Linked DNA regions of Homo sapiens: region 2 is linked to region 1. A link is an interaction called in ENCODE POLR2A ChIA-PET data of the cell type or tissue named here. Cell type or tissue: K562. All regions are shown on one strand. Each heading gives the region's core, and the rest is flanking DNA. Links, peaks and the distances in the headings are about the cores only.

Region 1 (10,762 bases), core at 949-8,948:
TAAGGGCACATGTAAGTGATCAAAAGGTATTAGTGGCTATTACTATTGCAAGTAAGGAAATAGTTTGGAAATGAAACTTGCCAGGGCCATAAAGATTTTCCATTTTATGAATAGCAATAAATATGTGCACACTCATAAATTCCCATATATGGTAACACATTCTAAGCATACAGGAATATAAACATAGGTATGAAAATGCACACAGCCCAAGCTGAACTCTCTTCTTGGAAACAACATGGTATAATGTAAAGAACTAGAACTTTTGAGTCAGACAAACTTAGGTTTAAGTACTGTTTTACTCTATATCTAAATAAGATAAATTTTTGCAGCAGCTGGGACTTAGTAGGCACCTGATAAGTATTTTTCTTCCTTCTAATTATTGACATCCTTTCTATCCTCCTCAAATTTGAATTTGTCATTGTTATTGCTGCTGTTTAATTTGGTTTTATCATATACTAAAAGAGCAGAAAAAATGAAAAACCCATAAAATCCTTTATAACCACTTAGATGTTAGGCCAGGCACAGTGGCTCACGCCTGTAATGCCAGCACTTTGGGAGGCCGAGGTGGGTGGATCACCTGAGATCGGGAGTTCAAGACCAGCCTGACCAATATGGAGAAACCCTATCTCTATTAAAAATACAAAAAATTAGCTGGGCATGGTGGTGCATGCCTGTAATCCCAGCTACTCGGGAGGCTGAGGCAGGAGAATCGCTTGAACCTGGGAGGCGGAGGTTGTGGTGAGCCGAAATCGCACCATTGCACTCCAGCCTGGGCAACAAGAGTGAAACACGGGTCTCAAAAAATAAATAAATAAAATAAAATATAACCACTTAGATATTTCATGGTACAGTGGAAAGCGTTCAGGCACCAGAAAATAGTAAGTTCTAGCTCTGGATTCATCATTTATTGGTTATATAACCTTGAACAAGTCCCTAACTTCCTGAGCCTCAGTTTCCTCATGTCTTAAATGAGGATTGTCTCTACTTTGGGCCCCTCATTAGTTTGTAATAAAGGTCAAATAATATGAAAGATGTGAAAGCCCTGTGTAAGCTTTTCACTTGGGCAAGGATATTTTTTTTCTCAGCTAAGCCCATAGAGAAGAACCAGACTGATGAGGAAAAAGAACAGGAAGAAATAAAAGGAGAAATGAAATAAGTAAGTTGAGAAAGAATCCTGGAAAAAAGTAAAAAATACAAAATAAAAAGGAAGGCAGAAGGAATAGGCACTCAAAGGAAGGAAAAAAGAAAGAAAAATTCTAGGCTATTTGGATAGTTTAGTTAAGATATACTGAAACCTTGTGCCAACCTGGAGAGAAGATCAGCCAATATAAAGTTAAGCCTCCCTTACCTTTACCTTACCTTCCTGCCATCCCAGTGTCACCTGGGTCTGGTCCCTATTATTCATAACAATTTGCATTGCTGTGTTCCCTAGAATTTGCAAACTGTTCCTTTATTGCGACAATGCTCTTTTCTCTCCCTCCATCTCCCTTTCTCAGTTATACTACTTTGGGCTAGACAGGCTCATCCTAAACAAAGGATTACTCAACTGAATAAAGGAATGCTGAGCCATCTTTGGGGCCCTGTCTTCAATCTCTCAGCAGCCTTCCTAATAAACCCTCCATCAAAATTCACCTTTTGGTCCTCTGCTTTCTTAACTCTGTGATAGAAAACATACCGATTTGAAGTTAAAGACCTTGATTCAAATCCTATCTCTTGTCTGTGATAGCTATGTGACCTTTCAATAAATTATTTTAGCCTTAGTCATCTCATCCAAAAAATGGGATGATATTTTTTTCACAGGATTGTCTTGAGGCCCAAATAAAACCATGGATATTTGAGTCCCTAGCAAAAGGATTGCTTGTCATATAATAGATGCTGAGTAATGAAAAACTGAACGTGTTATAGATTCACACATGCATGAAACCTTTAGAAACCATCTTTTTCAATCACCCTCATTTGATGTATAAAAAACTGATACCAGAGAGGTGCAAGGATTTGCTCAAAGTCACGCAGCCAGTTGTTAAAAATAGCCAGAATTTGAACCAATGATTTCTAAAAGATTTTTGCTATGTAGAAACTAAGACTACTCAAATTCAGATGTTTAGCTTAGTTAAGCTATCATTTATTGGCTTACTCTGTGCCAATCTGGTCTCAAAATATGAAACCAAACATGGTTATTTTTAAGTAACTGAGTTCCCACTTACATAATCCTCAGATCCATCACCTCAATAAATTCCTCAACCTGTGAAACAGAAGATGAGCAAGCTATTTCGACAGGAAAATGAACTATTCTGTATGGCTCCAGGATTGGCCCTGAAACAGACAAGCCAGTGTAGTCCTGGCTATTTTGGCGAGAGGAACAAAAGGAGCCTATTGTCTCCTTTAACTTTCCTGCACATCAGCCAAACCTCCTCCAACTTTTTGGCCACTGACTTTTTCTCCTAGTGGCCAGGACTCCCTTAAACCCAGCTAAATAAACGTTTTTGCACAGGAAGGCAGGTGAGGTAGAGTTTGAAAAGAGAGAAAAGAAAGCTTACCTTTGCTAGAGAAAACTACTCCATATTCATGTCAGCGGCCCATTAATGCTGCACTGCAGACCCCAGCCTGAGTCCGCCAGCCATGTTCAGTCAGTATCTTGGTTACAGGGCCTTTCTCCTAAATTAAGTCCAGGATTCCAATTTGGCAGGGTTTACTGGGATGGGAGGATGAGGGAGGGGGAAGGGCTGGGTGCCCTCTTTTCCAGAAACAAAACTACTGGAATGTCCTGTTCCTCTGGGGCCTGGTTTGATACAAAACCCGGGATGGTTCTTTACCCATATCCGGGTGTTTTACAAATCCTGGTTAGGATCTCAGGAGGAATTACAAGGGGGTGGGTTGTACTTCTGTTATCAGGACTTGCTAATTGGTCTTTGCTGAGAGGAGAACACTGTCAGTGTGGCCAGCCAAAGCTCATGGGTAGATTTCAACAGCTCCATTTAAGAAATGAGGTAGAAATTGAAAGAGCCTCCATCTCACCACCTCTTCCCCTTCTTGCTCTGAAGCACAATTGTCAGCCCTGACTATTATTCTGAGGTCATGGCTGCTTAGTCATAAGTAAAAATAAAATTGGCAATAAAACAAAGGACTTTTTTTCTACATTCTAAGCCCTATGTTAACCATTTTACATGCATTCTCTTATTTAAGTCTCACAATTATCCTGTGAGATGAATACTCTAATTCTCTCTATTTTACAACTGAGGAAAATTCAGCTCTGAGAGGGAAGGTAACTTGTCCAAGGTCACACACTTAGGAAGTAAAAGAGAAGAGAGATTTGCTGGGTCTGTCTAAACTTTTAACCATGAAACCACCACACACAATGTGCTGCTTAGGGGAGAAACACAGTACTTTCAAGGGGGTAGAAGGGACTTCACAATTATTGAAAGCCTACTGGCCACCAGTCACTGGTGGATTTTTTTATATATACATTAACTTTGCCTCCGTCATTTCTAGCAGATTCTAGAGTGAAATTTTATATTAACTATATTTAACATTTTCCACCTGAGGAAACCAGATATAGCTAGAAGATAGCCTGGATTAACACAGGTCAACACCCTAAAAACTAAGACATGGAAGAATTGAAAATACTAAAAAGAAAAAAAAAACAAAATGTTCCCCCAACAATTCAGGGTAAAACTGGAGTCTGGATTTGTTTAAAGTCAAAGGTCATTCCCATTCCTGGTGGAAAGAGAGAAGAGTGAAAAGTCACTGTCCTGAGTCAAGTGACCAAGGTTCTCGCCCCACTTGCTCTAGGAGTAATCAGCTATGTGGATTTTGTGGATTTGGCCCACTCCCTTCTCTTCTCTGGGCCTCTTTCTATTTCTACAATGAGGGTCTTAAACTAGATATGGACCCTCCCAGCCCTGTAAATTTACACATCTAGAATTCCATGAAGAAAGTATAGTCTAGATATTAAACATAGAAGATAAAGAGGTTTCAAAGACACAAAGTATAGGGAAAGAATGAGTGGGGAGCAATTTGTGGCGACAGGTCTGAGAATACTATGCCTCTCTAAAAAGGACTGCATCTACCCAACAGACCCAGGTATAGGAAGGGGACAGGTATGATGGGGGTTCCACCACCTGATATTCTTACTTTGTGATGAGGAGATCTTGGCTAGGAGCAGACACTTTTCTCCAGGCAGGCTGGGCACATTTTCCTCTTCTGAATTTAAAGTGTCTGGAGCAGGGTCCAGGGAAGAGAACATTCAGAAGACTGAGGTGGTAGGGCAAAGTCTGGGTCATAAACCACTAGAGATTCTTAAGTGTGCTCAGACACTTAGGCGCTGCCCCATGGACTGCAACTCAGACCAAGGCAGGTGGAAGCACCAGTAGGAAGGAAGGAGGAGCCACCAGCCTCAACTCCCTTAGAAATGCTCAGTGGTCAAGGGAAGCTTAGCCAAGCCATGGCAGCCCCTAGAATTATCTGCCTCGCACACATGTGAACCTTGAAGCAAGAAAGGGGAAGTGGAGACAAAACTGATTAAGCTGAGATCCAAGTCCAAGCTCTAAGGCATTTATGACAGGGAGGGGAAGGGATAAGGCCTCTGCTCTGACTCATGAAAGACAACAAGAACAGGTCATAATAGACTTGAATCAACACAGTGAAGACTGCAGGAGGCCAGGTAGGCCAGGTTTCCAGGTTTGTATTATTCATTCACCAATTTCACTGAGAGTACAAACAGCACCCACCTTTTCTGCAAATCCGGGGTACATTTCTGGTTCCTTCTCCTGGAGGTCACTTGAAAAACATTTTAAAGTTGGTGTCTACAGACCAGAGGTTGGCAGATTTTTTCTATAAAGGGCTAGCTACTAAATCATTTATTTCCAGAGCATACAGTTTCTGTTTGCCATAACTACACAAATTTGTCTTTGTAGCTCTCAAGGTATATCATTGTGCCAATAAAAATTAATTTACAAAACAAGCAGCAGGCTAAATAGACTTTTTTTTCAATATAGACATTTGCAATATGGCATCACTGTTAAGAGCATGAAAACTGAAATCAGATATTCTGAACTGAAATCCCAACTCTGCCATTTCCTGATTCTATGATTAAAGTAATTTAATCCCCCTAAACCTCAGTTTTCAAATGGAGATAATAATATTACCTATTTTATAAGACTGTTATAAGAACTTAAATAAGGCTATACGTATTAACTATTTAGCACAATAACTGGAACATAGTAAAGGCAAAAATTAGAGTTATAATTTTTAATTTTTCAATTCTAAATAATTGTTGAAATCTAAATAATTATTTCCTCGTTAGGACACAAACTGTATTAACTTGTGTCAAAAAAGAAGAATGTTTCAAGAATCCTGGCTTCACATTCTAGTTATGCTACTAAAGAGCACACAGTGACCCTGGACAAGTCTTTTTGCCTTTCTATCACTCAGTTTCTTCACCTATAACATGAAAAAGGTGGTCTAGATTTGGGTTTCTCAAAATTAATTTTGGCAGCAGAACCCTTTCCCCAAACAGAATCTTAGTAAACACCCACTACTTATGGAAGATGAAAGTGATTTGTTCTAGGTAAGGCAGGGAAGGAGATAGAAATGGGCAAGGGTGAAGAGACAGAGGAACCTGTCCACTGGGTATGACTGGTTTCCTAGACAATGTGATTGTGTCTGGAGCACCAGTAAGAAATGTCTAGGACACTAAAAACAGATTGGAAAACCGTAAGACCAGAATATCCTTAAGGGTCCTTCATGTGTTAAACTCTGTCACTAGAACATCTTTTCGTTTATTCATTCAACCAATATTTCCAGGTTACTCATCTATGGGCCATCAATAACACATGGCCCTGGGGTGGCTACAAAGAGGAGAGGACCCCAGGGACCTTCACATTAGAGTCAACATGGTCTAGGGTGAGAAGCATGGCATTTGGAGTCAGAAAGACTAAGGATTGTATCTTGGCTGCCTTTTTCTGAGCTATGTGACCTCGGGCAAATCACTTAACTTTTTCGAGCCTCTGGTCCCTCATCTGCAGAACAGGAATAATAACACTTCCATGACTGAAATATTGTGAGGATTAAATCAGCTGGCATTTGTGTGAACCCTTAGCACAGTGCTCAGCATGTTCAGACCCCCAGTAAATGTTGTTTTCCTTCCTATATTTTCCACAGTTAAATTTTGTGACAGTATCAGGTACCAGGAGAAAATTAAAAGCCATGGGCAGTGCCTTGGCACAGACAGTCTAACCCCTTTACCTCAGGATCCTCTGATGAGCTTGCCCTTAGCAGTTTCTTAAAAAGAAGACCTCTGGGGAAAGGTGGAGGGGTGCAGGGAAGAGGGGGTTGTCCCCCAGAAACCACATCTCTGAAGCCACTCCCCACCACCACTTCTGACCAGCAGACTCTGTTATGCTTTGGAAAGGTTGCTCTGCATTGCTGTGATGTGTGACAGCCCTAGGCTTGCTCTGGGTACACTGTTTGGTTCTTGTACTCTGGCTCTTGAACTCCACTTGCTGCTTTCCCTAGTCCTCCAAGGCTGTAGGCCTCAAACTTGAACATGTACCAGAATCCCTTATAGGATTTGTTAAGGCATTGAGTTTTTGCTTCAGTAAGTCTTGGGTGAGGCCCAGGAACTTGCATTTCTGGCAAGTTCCCAGGGGATGCTGCTGCTGCTGGTTTGAGGACCACTGCTGGTTTGAGGACCACTGCTGTAAGGGATGCTTGCTCTGAAGCTCACCCCCCAACCTCCCACCACCACCAGCTTACTTGCATCTGCAGACTGATTCTTTAGCTCCAGACTCACCTGGTCTTTGAGTATTCACTCTTTGGCCCTAGGTCAAAAATATATTTTATTCAGCTTCCTGGTACCTCATTCATGTGGCGTCTCCCTGAGAGTCCTCCCAACACCTATTTCCCCACTCCCTTTGCCCAAGAATCTTTCTGCTTGCCTGGGTGAAGCTTCCTCTCCTCTCCCTGTGCAATTAACATGCTTTCCTCTCTGTTGCCTGCCTGGAGCAGCTCTATACATGGCATCAGCTGTTCCTCCCAACTCTTCTATACTTTCTCATTTGGCTTCCTGATGGTGGGCCCTGGGCATGGACAAACTTGGTTTGAATCTTAGCTCTGTCTCTCCCTAAAATGTATGATCTTGGGGAAGTCACTTGAGTGCTCTGAGCCTCCATTTTGTTATTTGTAAAATCAGGCTGTGAAAATAAAATGCAATGTCTGAAAAATGGCCCTGTGTAACACCTGTTACATAGTAAATGATCAGTAAATGTTAGTCTTTTTTTTTCTTCCTCTATTTTCCTCATACCTGCCTACTTCCAGCCACACTACTAAGGAGTACATAGCATGTAAGAAGGCTAAAACAATGTACAAATAAAATGTTTCATTACTATAAATAGACATAGTAAGTAAGAGAATAGAGGTCTCTACAATGTGATATAACATTTTAGAGTAGGGAGAGGATATTTTCAATGGGTGAATATCATTCAGAATAAGCCTCCTGAACGACTGCATGACATAATTAGCATTCTCATTCCTATATACCAAGCCAGAGACTTGAATGTCATCTGAGATTACTCTCTTCTCTCTCACTCTCTACAACCATTTCATTGATATGTCCTGTCATATTTATATTTTACATCTTTTTCTCAATGCACCCACTTCTCTCTATCTCCACCGCCATGGACTTGGTCTAAGTCACCATAATCTTTTAATTGGACCAGCGTAATAGCCTCCTTATAATTCTTTATGACTCCACTCTTGACCCCCCATAATCTGGTCTTCAAATAACAGTCAAAGCTATTTTTCCCATAACACAAAAGTGGTTGTAAATCCTTATTGCTTAAAATCCCCCAGCAATGCCTCCCTTATTGACTAAAGTTGGAATAATAATGATATTAGTAAGACTCTCTAGTAAGGATGACACTCAAACTGATGAAATATTTCGTATATGTGTGTGTGTGTGTGTGTGTGTGAATGCACATATGAAAATATTTTCAATATATGTCATTAAATAAAAAGCAAGGTGCAAAAGAGTGAGCATATTGTGATTGGTCATACATAGAGATATAGATATCTCCACACACACACACACACACACACACATATATACATACTTACATGAGGGGACAATGAATATTTCTTCTGGAAATAACACAAAATATTCTTAATGGTGGTTTTCCTTGGGGAGAGTAACTTGGTTGGGGGAAGCGTGACTTTCATTTTTCGTTTTGAACTGTTTAGATTTTCAAGCCTTATATATTAGTTACTTTTGTTTTTAAAAAAAGGTCACTTGGAAAGTGAATATGAAGCCACTTTTGTTGTCTTCTTTGTATTTCTATTCTCTCAAGAAACTCATATCTGTTACATTAAGAAAATTAATTCCTTATTATTTCACTAGGATAAAGATCAAACTTCTTAACATGGCCTATATGGCATTTTTATGGCCCAGCCCTTCCTAATCTTTCTAGGTCACTGCTTGCCCTTCCTCTCCTCACACTCAATGCGTCCCACCCATGCCAGAGGTCTGTCAGTTTGTCAGTTTCCAATGTGCATGGTGCTCTCTCTTCCCTCCAACAGATTCTGATATGTTGTTTCATCTGCCTCAATCACTTTTTCACCTATTCATTCACCCACTCATTTTTTGGGTCTCAGTTTAGAAGTCCCTTCCTCTAAGAGGTTTTCCCTGACTTTCTATGCTTCTGGGTGAGGTCCTCCTGTGATGTGCTCCCAAGTCACCCCGTACATCTAACAACAATTTGTTGAAATTGTTTGCTTAACTCTCTCCTCACCGTATAATGGAAGCTCTGTGGGGTCAGGGATTACATTTTTCTTGCTCCCTACTGTAGCCTCAATGCCTAGCACAGCACTTGATACAGAGTTGGTGCTCAATAAATATTTGCTGGATGAATGAATACATGAATGATTAGTGAAAGAATAAGACAGCAGCCTTAGAGCTGACCTTCAAGGTCAGCAAGATCCTACTAGAAAAAAAAGTGCGTGTTAACTTCACATTTCAGAAGATGACTTGAGGCTTTTCTAGTTAAAAGGTTGACTTGATTGTACCTGACAGTTCCATTGTTTGACCAAGTTTGTTTCTAAAAGGACTGTGTGTATGTCACTACCAACCCCTGTACTTTTCCAATCAATCCATCCACTGGCCCAGTCCTATTCCTCTAAGCACCTAACCCCCAAATTATCCTTGGTTACCTTGGGTTAGAAGAATAGTGAACAAAATGAAGCCTCAGAAGGCATGGTTGTCATTTGCTTTCAAATTATGTTGCCTCATAGGGCTCTTCAGAAGGCTTCATTTATCCATTTAATAGAATGGATACACATTAAATGGGTAAATGCAGCCACATAGCCTTTCATTTGAAGGAATAAATTTTGGTAAAATTAACTTGAAAACTCCCAAATATATCCACAGCATCATTTCCAAATGGCTATATGAACTCTTGCTTGGATACATGTAATAACTGAGAACTCACTCAATTATCTCTCAAGGCAACTCTAGATTATCTTTTCCCATATTAAATAGCCAAATATATGCTGCCTTCTACCTTCTGTTCATTGGTTCCTTTTTCTAGTGAATTTAGAACTCCTCAGCAAAAATGCCAGTTAGTGCCGTCTCGCCCTCCTCTCACAGCAAAAGAAGTAGCTGTCTTTTGGAGAGTGTTTTTTTTCCTTGGGCACCTACAATGCAGTTCTGACTTTCGAACCCCATTTTTCTTTGTTGTCATGCCCAATACTTTCTTCATCCCCACAGAACCGTGTTAGAAAATGCTTCTATGATGGCTGGCCTAATCACTGGTTGAAGGAAGTGATCATGTTCATGATATTATTTAAGGGACTAAAAAAATCCCATGCTTCCTCTCCAAAATGACAACTTAGTTTGATATAATTGGGCACAATAGTGAGGACTTCATTCCAGTCCTCTCTGCCACAAACCTATGTGTTACCTGGAGTAGGCTATTTCCCTTCTTTGGACTTCAGTCCTCTCACATGGAAAATAAGAGCCTTGTGTTAGCTGGCCTTTGAGGTCCCTTTCAGCTCTCATATTTCAAGGTTCTGTGACTCAGGCTTTTGGATTAGAACCCACAGACATCCAGAAGGCATGCATAAGTGTCTGATCACAACTTACAGACTCTGTGTTTGCATGAGAGACTCTATGGAAAGTTCACCATTATGAAAAAATGAATTGTGTGCAATTTCAAACCCTGACTCTGTTCATATACAGAACACCCAGACATTCTTAAAATACAACTGCTCTTCTAAGAAATGTGAACACAATAAAAGGTATATCCTAGGTAGTGGCAGTTGTGTCCCTTCTCAACCCTACTTTCCAAACCTATTGATCTTAGCCCTACTACTCCTCTGGCTACTTGTTAGTCTGTTAAGTGAAAAAGACAGTGGATTGAGGGTTGAGGTAGACAGAATAACGCCTCTCCCAAAAATGTTCATGTTCCAATCCCTGGAACATGTGAATGTGTTATATTACATAGCAAAGGGAAATTAACATTAATAATCAGCTGTTCTTAAAATGGAAAGAGTATCCTGGATTGTCTGGGTAGGTCCAGTATCATTACAAAGGTTATTTAAAGTAGAAGAGAGAAATAGGAGAGAAGGTTGGAGTAATGAAGTATGAGAAGTACTCAATTCACTGTTTCTAGCTTTGAAGATAGAGGAAGAGGGCCATGAAGTGGGGAATTTAGGTCTCTAGAAGCTAGAAAAGTCAAGTAAATAGATTGTCCCTGGATACTCCAGAAGTAAC
Region 2 (10,762 bases), core at 1,233-9,232, 160 kb after region 1:
GACCTTGTGTTTCTTCTTCAGACCCAGCTCAATTGTCATCTCCTCTGGGAAACCTCTTTTAATTGTCCTAGACAAATTCTTCTGTGCGTTGTATGCACCTAAATTACAGCCTGATTACATTGTATTTAGAATACCTGTTTACATAGTTACAAAGTGTGCTCTACCAGGCACTGGCTTTAACTTAATAATTTTTGGATTCCCAGATCCTAGGTTAAGTTCTAACATGAAGTAGCTTTTCTGTAAATGTTGGTTAAATCTGACTAAAATGCCTGCTGAAATAAATATTAATATTTGTGCTATATAATCTGACTCCATCTTGACTTATGGATACTTTCCACACATGTTAAGTCCACAACTCCAATTCTGCCCGAGTTAAAATCTCTTCAGATGGCAGGGGTGAGTCATTTCTTAGGCTCCATACCTAGAACACAGTAGGCTTTTAGTGAACCATTTGAAATCAAGATGTGTTTGGAGGTGAACATAGGCCAGCACAGCAATCGGGTTGATGAGTAATGTCTTCTTTTTTTTTTTTTTTTTTTGAGGTGGAGTCTTGCTCTGTTGCCCAGGCTGGAGTGCCATGGTGCAATCTCAGCTAACTGCAACCTCTGTCTCCTGGGTTCAAGCAATTCTCCTGCCTCAGCCTCCCCAGTAGCTGGGATTACAGATGTGTGCCACCATGCCGGCTAATTTCTGTATTTTTAGTACAGACGGGATTTCACCATGTTGGCCACGCTGGTCTCGAACTCCTGACCTCATGATCTGCCCACCTCGGCCTCCCAAAGTGCTAGGATTACAGGTGTTAGCCACCCCGCCCAGCCAGTAATGTCTTCTAAACCTCTGTTTTCTTCCTATGGACATAATGAGACAAAATTTGAATAGAGAAAAACACAATTGCAACCAGGGTTGCATTCCTGTCACCTTAGGTAAGGAAGAAGAGGAAATGAAAATCAGAGAGGCGACAAAGCTGCGTGGGCTGGAGGGAGGAAATCTGTTGTAAATATCAAAAAGCGAAGCTGAAAATAAACCTCAGCCCTTTAGAGAATTACTAGTGAAGTTAAGTTCAATTGATTTAAAGATTGCTTTTCAGAGAGTTCATAAAACTCATGATCCTGAATTGAGGGTTGTTTGGGAAAAACCCCAAACCATTTTTTTCCTCTGCTTTCACATCAACACAACAATCAACATGGAAGATTTCTGCAGCCAAATGTGTGGGATAGTTTCCCCCACACACAAAGCAGCAGACACCAGCTGAGTGTCCTCTAATTCAATTCCAACACCATCTACCTAAAGATAGCCTCAGGTCTCACAAGTTGAGGGCTTATTTCCCAAGACTTCCCTTCACCAAAGACATCAGTCCCAAGTCCAGGCCTCCAGAACTTCTGACTGGGCAGTATCAAGCTGGGGTACCCATAACTCTCTTTTTGAGTTCAATTAATTTGCTAGAGTGGCTCACAGAACTCAGGGAAACACATTTACAGTTTTACTATAGAGAATATTACAAAGGGTACAGATAAAGAGATGCATATGGTGGGGTATGGAGGAAGTGGTGTGGAGCTTCCATACTCTCCCAGGGCACACCACTCTGCAGGAACCTTCACATCTTCAGCTATCCAGAAGCTCTCCAAACTCTGTCCTTTTGGGTTTTTATGGAGGCTTCATTACCTAAGCATGATTGACACTCATGTATAAATGTGATTGGATAAAAAGGGTATTATATCATACTAACAGACTGGGTCAGGGAAGCCAGCAAGGTTTATCTATTCAGATTCTTCTTGGCCTCTCTACACAGCATTCTTTCCTCCTAGGTATGAGTCAGGACCCTCTCTGGAATGAGGGTCTTAGGATCCACAATCAGATTAGAATGCTGCCTTGGACAAGTGAAAGGAGAGCAGGACAATATCAGAGAGAGAGAGATTCTGTTTTCTGAGGCCTGCTTCTGAGGCCTAAAGGAACTGTGGATGAAAACCTACACACACACACACACACACACATCTCTCACAGAGAGAGATTCTGTTTTCTGAGGCCTGCTTCTGAGGCCTAAAGGAACTGTGGATGAAAACCTACACACACACACACACACACACACACACACACACATCTCTCACAGAGGCCAAGAAAGAGACTACAAAATCTAGACATAGAATGTTGTAGGACAAGAGCCTGTGTAGGACCAGGTTATGACCTACACTTAGATCCTGGCTTTACCACTGATCCACTATGGAAAATTAGACAAGTTTCTTCCCTTCTCTGGGCTTCTCTGGGCTTCAGTGTCCCCATGTGCAAAATAAAGGACTAAGCTTCTTTGCATAACAAAAGGAGTGAGATAGAAATGCCCTTCAAGGATATGGCTTACTTCTCAAGCAGAGACCTCTTACTATGGACCACACGGTTTAGTTTTACAGAACCCATGCAGTTCAGTTTTGAGAAGACACCTGGAGTTGACCTGATCATACTCCATGAACTGACCCATGCAAGTCAAACTCACAGAAAGCAGATATAACACAGAGAGGCTTTTTTGTTTGGTTTTGTTTTAATTCCAGAGCTAATATAACCCAAAAACAGCTGGGAATGCTCATGTTGGCTGAATAACAATCTCTGTCTTGCTTGGAAAAATATATTCTAAAAGCCAAATTAATCAGAAAGTTGCTTGATGAAAACATGGACAAGACAAAACAGATTAAATGAGCTTAACAAACTCTTCTTTTCCCCAAACCTCATCAACTAAGATGGGATGAAAGGAGGGGTCAGGGGCACCTCTTTCTTTTATCTGTCCTTTAGACACACCATGAACACAATGACCACTTTCAGTTCTTGTCACTGTTTTTTTTTCCAGTCTTCATGCAGAATCCCCACCTGCACTTCTGCGTTGTCTCTGCAGCTGAGTTAATCCTTTTGATGAGGCTTCTACAACTTATTTAACATTCAGTCAGATCTCTTGAAATTCCACCTTAATTAGATTTCTGATTTCTTCAAGGCCCTGTTCTTTCCTGCTTTGATTAGTGAGAGCTCTCGTTCCATTAAGAACTTCTCAGGATGCCTAATCTATTATATGGTGATTTTACTGGTTGAAATCTCAGGAGAAACTTCTGCTTCGGGTTGTGGGGAAAGGGGGAGGAGAATCTTACTTTGCTCCTACCCATATATACAAAGAGCTCTGCTTTCTCCCCTGGTAGAAATAGCACTGGGCTTGGGGGACTCTGGAAGTTTCAGAGGATTTCCAGATACACTTTCTTCCTTTTGAGGGAATCAATTTAAGGAGGTTGGTAACCAATGTGCTAGGTTCTTATCAAGATAAAATACTATTTCATGGGAAAAGCCTTTGGTCCTACTGAAATCCCTTCCATGGTAAAGAAGAGTTGGTGAGCCTACTAGTCAAAGAGGACAGGTTATCCTTTTTCCTTGCTTTTCCTTTCCTTTCCTTCTTCTACTTGTCCCTCTATCTTCTTTTCCTTCTTTCTTCTCTGTTTTTTTCTCTTCTTCCCTTCTTCACTTTCTCCTATCTTCTCCAACAATCTGGAATAGATATTAGAACCAGTGCTAGGATGAGCCTGAGCATGGAACTGGGTTTTTAACTGTATCTAGCCACCATGTGCATTCTAAGTTGCAAAAGCCAGAAGAAAAAGAGAAGGAAGAAGGAAAAAAAGGACGAGAAAGAGGAGGAGGAGGAGGAACAGAACAAACAGCAGCAGCAGCAGCAGCAGCAGCAGCAGCAAAAAAGGGCTATTGGAAACAAATGAAAATGGATTTGATCTCTCTCCAGTTCTTGCAGCAATAAAAAAAAAATTCTAAAAATGGATTTAAAACACCAGGTCCCCTCCCAGGAAAGCATATAGATTTTGGGCTCACCCCCTTCCAGGACCTCTCTCCCCACCAGGGTAAGCCTTATCTACCCAAAACACTGTGGTGCAGTTTCTGCTCTTCCTGAAAATATCTGCAGCTAGGAGAAGCTTTGCTCATATTCAAAGGCACAACCATACCGTAAAAGAGCTCCCAGATAACTTTTATCCTCTGCATTCAAGAAGGAGTAGTCCTCCCATCCATATCTTCTTCCTGGGCAGTGCCAAGGGACTGGCTTACCCACTTGGGTTATAGTTCAGATGAGACTCTTTCAGCTTTACCTTGGTCAATCAGGCATAGAGTTAAAAAGTAATGTACTTATCCATTGGGCAACCTGAGATAAAAGCACTTTGTCTTCCAGGACCTCAGCTTCCTAACTGGAGGATGGGGTCATAGATTAGATCAACTAATCTCTCCAAGTTATAAAAGCTTTTAGAGGCCAAAAAGTCTCACTTCCTTGTTACACCTATAAGAATGCTGAGGCTCAGGGAAATAATAAAAAAAAAATCCATGTGAGAAAGGGACTAGCTTGTGCCTGGCTGGACATGATACATAGTAGGCTAGGTACAGTGACTGTAATCCCAGTACTTCAGGAGCCTGAAGTGGGAAGATTACTTGAGCCCAGGAGTTCAAGACTACCCTGGGCAACATGGTAAAACCCTGTCGCTACAAAAAAATACAAAAATTAGCCTGGCATGGTAGTGTGCACCTGTAGTTCCAGCTACTCAGGAGGCTGAGGTAATAGAATCTTTTGAGCATGGGAGGTCGAGACTGCAGTGGGCTGTTACAATGCCACTGTACTCCAGCCTAGACAACAGAGCGAGAACCTGCCAAAAAAAAAAAAAAAAAAGACACACAGTACATGCCAGTTCCCTTCTGACCTCTTAGCAGGGATGGGTCAAAAATACAAGGGGATTCCTAAGGTTGCATTCAATGCCTTTCACCTTTCCTGTATACCACACTGCCTTAAGATGGCTATGAATCCTAGTTGGCTTGACTATGTGCACCATTGGCACTTTCTTATCTCAGGGTCTTTGAAATTCCCTTCAACCCATGGCTGACTCCTTCTCCTTCTCATTCATTCTTCAGGTCTTAGCTTAAAATATTCTCTCTATGGAATGTCTTCCCTGCCAAACCAAGATAAAATAGCTCTTCTTACCCCTTTTCCCTCATATGCTTGGAACCCTACTGATTTTCTTAATAGCACACCTTACCATTCGGAATAATTGGTTTTTTGATCAATTTATATGTTTACTGCTGATCACCTCCCTGGCTCTAAACACTGCATTTTTGTGATTGGTAGCTCTGTGACATAAACAGAGACTGTTTGTTCACTGCTGTATTGGATATTGCTTAGCTTAGTACTTGGCACGTGGTAGGAGGTATTAAATAATATTCAGTGAGTAAATGGTGCCTCTGACACAACATAAGTTAGGATGGGAGGAGTTCGCATCACTAGGTCAATGTTATGATTGAGTTGAAATTAAGAAGTTGAAGGCATGGAAAGGCTTATGAGCTATTAAGTTGAATGAATATAAGACTAGTCAGGGCAAGGCTCACACTCTATACATGGAGGGGCCACTAGGTAAGGGCAACTGAGCAGTTGAGTTTGGAAAGAGACTGCCTCATGGTTTACTTTTCTGGAACTTGACATACTTGAGTGTAAAACAGAGGTCATAATCTTTGCCCTGCCTATATCATGGGGCTATTGTCATATCTGATGTAAGAAAGATGTGAAAAAGGAAAGTAGGATGGGGAGGGAACTCATGGGTGGGTGGCTTATCTGCCACCACCTCTACCCCAGGCTTGGCCTGAAGTGGCCTCTGTAACTGCCTCCCCAGCTTCTGGACTGCAGAGTCATTGTGGAAGGGAAGTCCCAGCAGCAACAGTCTGGACTTCTAGCCCATACCTCCTCAGTTGCTCAAGAATGACGGTTGGTTTTTGCATCAGCCTCTCTGTGTCATTCTGTCCCCTACCCCATTCCCATACTGCCTCCCCAAAGACTATGTGTGGCAATTTTCAGGCTGACATTTCTCCATCAATGTGGCAATATTCTGGTCTCCCATAGTTTGCTCAGGGACCCTAGGGTGGTGTCCTCCTATGTGGGAGGAACCAGGTTCTCTGGGCACCTCAACATGATAACTGGTCTGCCAGGAACATGTCTGTCAGGTCATCCTGCCCTCCCACAACTACTTATACCTTCGAGGGTTTATGTTAATCTGACAAGTGGGATTAGTCTTTTTGGGGCCCAGCACTGGAAATTTAGTTTAGATCAGATCAGGTCCCAAAACCTGTAAACAAAGTAGAAGACTAGTCTGAGCTATATAAACCAGATGCTAGCCCTACCTCACTCTCATCTCATCCTCTTAATCATAAGAAATTCCACCCTGGACAACATGGTGAAACCCCATCTCTATAAAACTAAAAAAATTAGCCAGACATGGTGGTGCATACCTGTAGTCCCAGCTACTCGGGAGGCTGAAATAGGAGGATCACTTGAACCTAGAAGGTCAAAGCTGCAGTGAGCTGAGATCACACAACTGAACTCTGGCCTGGGCAACAGAATGAAATGCTGCCTCAAAAATAATAAAGAAAGAAATTGAGTTAATTATGTTAGAAGATGGAGAGATGCAGATGCTCATCCTTGGCAATGTCCTTTTCCTATTATTTCTTTCATTCATTTAACAAACACATGGGTACTTATTATAAGTCAGGTCCCTGTCTACTGGGGAAGATAGCCAAATAAAATGGTGTTCCAGTTAGCCCAATATGTTCACCATTATAACATGTTCAAGTATAATATATAATATAGTATATATAAGCTACAGTGGCAAAACAGAAGGAGTGATTGACTTTCTAGGGATGTCAGGAACAGTTTCACAGAGATTTGAACTGAAACTTGAAGGATTAACAGAATATTAGGCAGTTTACAGGTAACAGTGGCAAAATCATCATAGGTATTCTAGAAGCGTGTCCTAACACAGCATGTGCAAAAGCATGAATATATAAAATGGACAGGCAAGTTTGGTGACTAAAATTCTGTATGGTTTGAGTACATGACTTATCTTGAATAGTGGTAGGAGATGAAGCTGGCTAGATGTGGAAGTCTGCATTACTGAGGACTTTTAATTCTATGGTGAGTTTAGAATTTGTCTCCAAAACAATGGAAAGTAATTGATGGGAATACTTAAACCCATTCAGCACACTCCAAAGTATGTTTTCTGGACCCACATTAGAACAACCAGTCTAACAAATGTGCATGTGGTTACAGAAGCAATAAGACCAAATATTTGAACCTGGACTATGCTGGGAAATCTGATATCTATATTCACCATATTTATTACCACCACTGCTTAAAGACAAAACTTGTCCATTTTTGGATCAAAGATCTGTAGATACAGTCAGAATTCCCATTTTGCATACTTGCCTCTAGAATGTCAAGAGCCCAAACTTTTCTAAAAAGAACAGATATTAGCCATAAAGAAGGAAAGTGCCAGTTTAGCAGAAAACCAAAGATTCTGCTAGCAAGCAGACAATGGGTGTTTACCAAGAAACCGTGAAACTCTAGACTTGCCATGGATGAGGGAGCTGACACAGCATGGGGTGTGGATAGAGAAGAGATGCAAGTACTAGATGGCAATTAATATTATACGCAATCACCTTCATCTCAAAAGTATCTCATTTATTTGTCTCTTTATCCAGCTGTTCTCTATTTATTTAGGCCTAAAAAGTTAACTAGTTTCAGCCCATGTGCTAAGAAACAAAGGACAGTGTTCCGCTGCCCAAATTCATATGTTGAAACCCTAACCCCTAGTACATCAGAATGTAACTGTATTTGGAGGCAGGGCCTTTAAAGAGGTTATTAAGTTAAAATGAGGTTGTTAGGGTAGTCCCTAATGCAATCTGACTGTTATCTTTATAACAAGAAAAAATTGGGGCACAAAAAGAAGCCAAGGATGCACAGGCACAGAGCAGACCATTTGAGAACACAATGAGAAGGTGGCCATCTGCAAGCCAACAAGAGAGGTATCAGAAAAAAACAAACTGGCTGACACCTAATCTTGGACTTCTGGCCTCCAGAACTGTGAGAAAATAAATTTCTATTGTTTAAGCCACCCAGTGTGTGGCATTTTGTTATTGTAGCCCTAGAAAAGTAGTACACACAAAGGCCATTTTTTAAGTTCTCTGTCCACTGATGCCCTTCTTAGGCCTGCCCTTCCTGGCAAAGGGAGGTCTTCTTAGTGTCTAGTATGGTCTTTCTCCTCCTCTTTAACCACTATGACCGGGTCACTTCATGGGCAGCAGAGCTTGAGCAGTGAAGCCAGCTTCCTGTATCTTCTACTTTATGTCTGGGAAAGGTGGCAAGTGATTTTGTCACTGGCAGGTTTCTCCCCTCTGTGAGGTCACCAGAAATGGTCAGAAACAGGAAAGCCCTGGCAAGAGTAGCATTGATGGGAGTTCCTACCAATTTTTAGGTAAAGACACAGGAAAAAGCAGAAAAGTTCTGGATTCTTAATTAAGAGACCTGGATTCAGCTCTGCTCATAATTAGTCATGTAACTTAAACAAAGTCCTTTCTCTCTCTGAACATTGGTTTTATTATTATTCACAAACAGGGAGACAATATATATCTCATTGATATCTTATGGTGACTACATTAAATGATATGTAAGAGCTGATTATTATCAGTTCTGAGTTGAGCCTTGGATAGTTATTGTGATAATGTGCCAAATCCCACAAGAGGCACACCCTCCATCCAACCCCACCTCCTCTAGTTGCTCACGGAGAGGTCAAGTTAGACCACACGGCTCTTGCAAACTGACCAAATCCAAATCAACAAGGAACCTATGAGCTCAGCCCTTTGCAGAAAGAGTTGAGCCTGAGAAAGAATTTGGACACATATTACTAATGAGATGGGAATTGGATGTGTCTCAAGTCTCCATCAAGGCACCACGTTGTGTCCCAAGTCCAATCTTTAGTAAGATATAGGAGGAATAGAATTTGGTGTACAGAAAACAGAAACCTACTCAATTATGTTGTGACTTGGCTGAGGTTACTGTTGTGTTGTCATAACAGAAGAGTGATTGGCTGGCTGGTGGGTGGAGGTGTCTCCATGGAGGTTAGAGAAAGAGGAGACAAAAACAAAAGAATATGTTAATGTTCCTCTGACACTCTTCAAAGAGAGGGGCCACTGAGTCTATGGATCAACCTGCTCCACAGAGACAGAAGTCTCCTAAAAGCTAATTCATCCAGCTACCCTAGCTTTAAGAAAATGTTCCAGAATGCCATCCAAGCCATTTTGCCTTACTTTTCCATTCTTCAAACACCCCTGTGCTCTCAAGTCTGACATCTGAGCAGACTCACCCTAGGACAGGGCAGCTTGGATGAATAACAGGTGTGGGTAATTCAACTTTGTTTCTGGAGAATGGAAATTAGTTTCCCTGTGCCTGACCAATTCTAGATGAGGTGATAATTAAGTTTCTGGTCTCACCAAGTTGAATTCAGACCTTGAACTTATGGTGATCTCCCTCTGAGGCCTACTCCCTGCCTGTAGTCATCTATTGGTAAAAACACTTGATTAATTTGTTTGAACCCCTCTGGATCAGAAGTTCTTACTCAGTTCTGAATTCTTCCCGGTTCTCTCCTTCTTGCTACACACACACACACACACACACACACACACATACACATCCAGGATGGAGAAGATGTGGCTTAGAAGCAGCAAGTGTAGTACAGTCTAGGGATTTGGGAGGACAGTGAGCTCAATATGTGTCAGTTATGAGGTAGGGTGGCAAAAACCTAATGCTATCTTTAACAGTAATCATAAAAATGCAGTGTTCAGAACCAGGGAGGTGACAATCCTGCTCTACTTAGCATTGGCCAGATCACAAATAGAATACTTTCCCTTCTAGGCAACACACTCCGAGAAGAACACTGACAAAGTGAGACAGCCCCCGCCCCCACATTTCCCTACAGATGGCTGTGTGTTCAAACCTCCCTCTGGAGCAGCCCTAGCCTCCAGAGTCATCACAGCCCAACCCTGTTTGTCACCCAGTCTTGAGCCATATCAGGAGCCATGAATTCTAAATAATTGAGGATCTTATGTTCTCATGCCTCTCTAGCTTTGGGAGCTTAAAATAACTAGTCAATTCAAGTAAAGGCCATTCTGTTTTGTTATAAAGCATTGTAAGTAGCAACCCGCAGTCCAAACCCTTTTTGGCCTTAGAAAGGCTTTCCTGGGTTCCAAGCCTAGGTGGGGATCTCATAGTCAATCATGAAAAGGGTGGAAACATTGGGGTACAAAATAGATTAACTGGACCACTTCCCCAAATTCTGTGGATCTGTCCTTATATAATTATTTCAAGCAGTTCTTGCTCAGTATTGTGATATTTTTCATGGTGAATGATGTCTCTCCAGTGAATCAATTGGAATGTGATAGATCACACTCTGAGACCACACTTTATTCTCCATTCTATTAATACATTTCTTGAGGTTGAAGGTGGTTTCTGAAGAATTCTGAGGTGGTGAGTTTTCTTGAGCATAGTGTTACTGTCTTCTTGAAAGAGTAGGTACAAAAAGTCTGAGGTGCTGTCTGTATCATCCTCTCTTCTGATACGGCCTGTTGATGTGGTTCATGTTATTTTCACTCTTGTTTATGTTGTTGCTTTTGTTCTTCTGGACCTTGATATTCTTTCCATTGCTCTGGTTTTGATGTTGCTAATGTTTCTTTTGCTGCTCTTGCCGGGGTTGATAGTGCTCTAATGGAGTGCACAGTCCCACTAGATTTCCCCAAGTCATAGCTTTCCATGTTTCTTTAGAAGACACTTGGCCTATCCATCACGTTTCTTGTGGTTTTCCTAGAGCAATTGTGGCACTGGGATTACAAGCCATTGGGGATACAGAGGATAGTCTCTACCTCTGCATTT

What was found. ChIA-PET counts read pairs that join two places held together with the same protein. Peaks named below come from ENCODE experiments on the same cell type or tissue, not always from the same donor. Only the 100,000 strongest peaks of a DNase experiment are listed, where the experiment ranks them.
Region 2: POLR2A ChIA-PET joins it to region 1 with 8 read pairs; 1 of 35 experiments calls an interaction of 5 or more read pairs at or near these places.

The regions. Positions count from the first base shown.
Region 1 is chrX:66,156,246-66,167,007 of GRCh38, reverse strand. It overlaps HEPH (hephaestin), which reads right to left and starts at 2,761. Exons shown (of 21, transcript NM_001367233.3): 1 at 2,538-2,761. In K562, for the core only: a CTCF peak has its summit at 4,374; DNase peaks (open chromatin) are centred at 2,857 and 4,497; H3K4me3 peaks cover 3,533 bases.
Region 2 is chrX:65,993,173-66,003,934 of GRCh38, reverse strand. No RefSeq gene overlaps it. Among named protein-coding and RNA genes, the nearest start is that of MIR223HG, 17 kb to the left of the region's middle. RefSeq lists an enhancer at 8,954-9,013. In K562, for the core only: no CTCF peak of the experiment used is centred there; DNase peaks (open chromatin) are centred at 3,874, 4,214 and 5,644; H3K4me3 peaks cover 3,704 bases.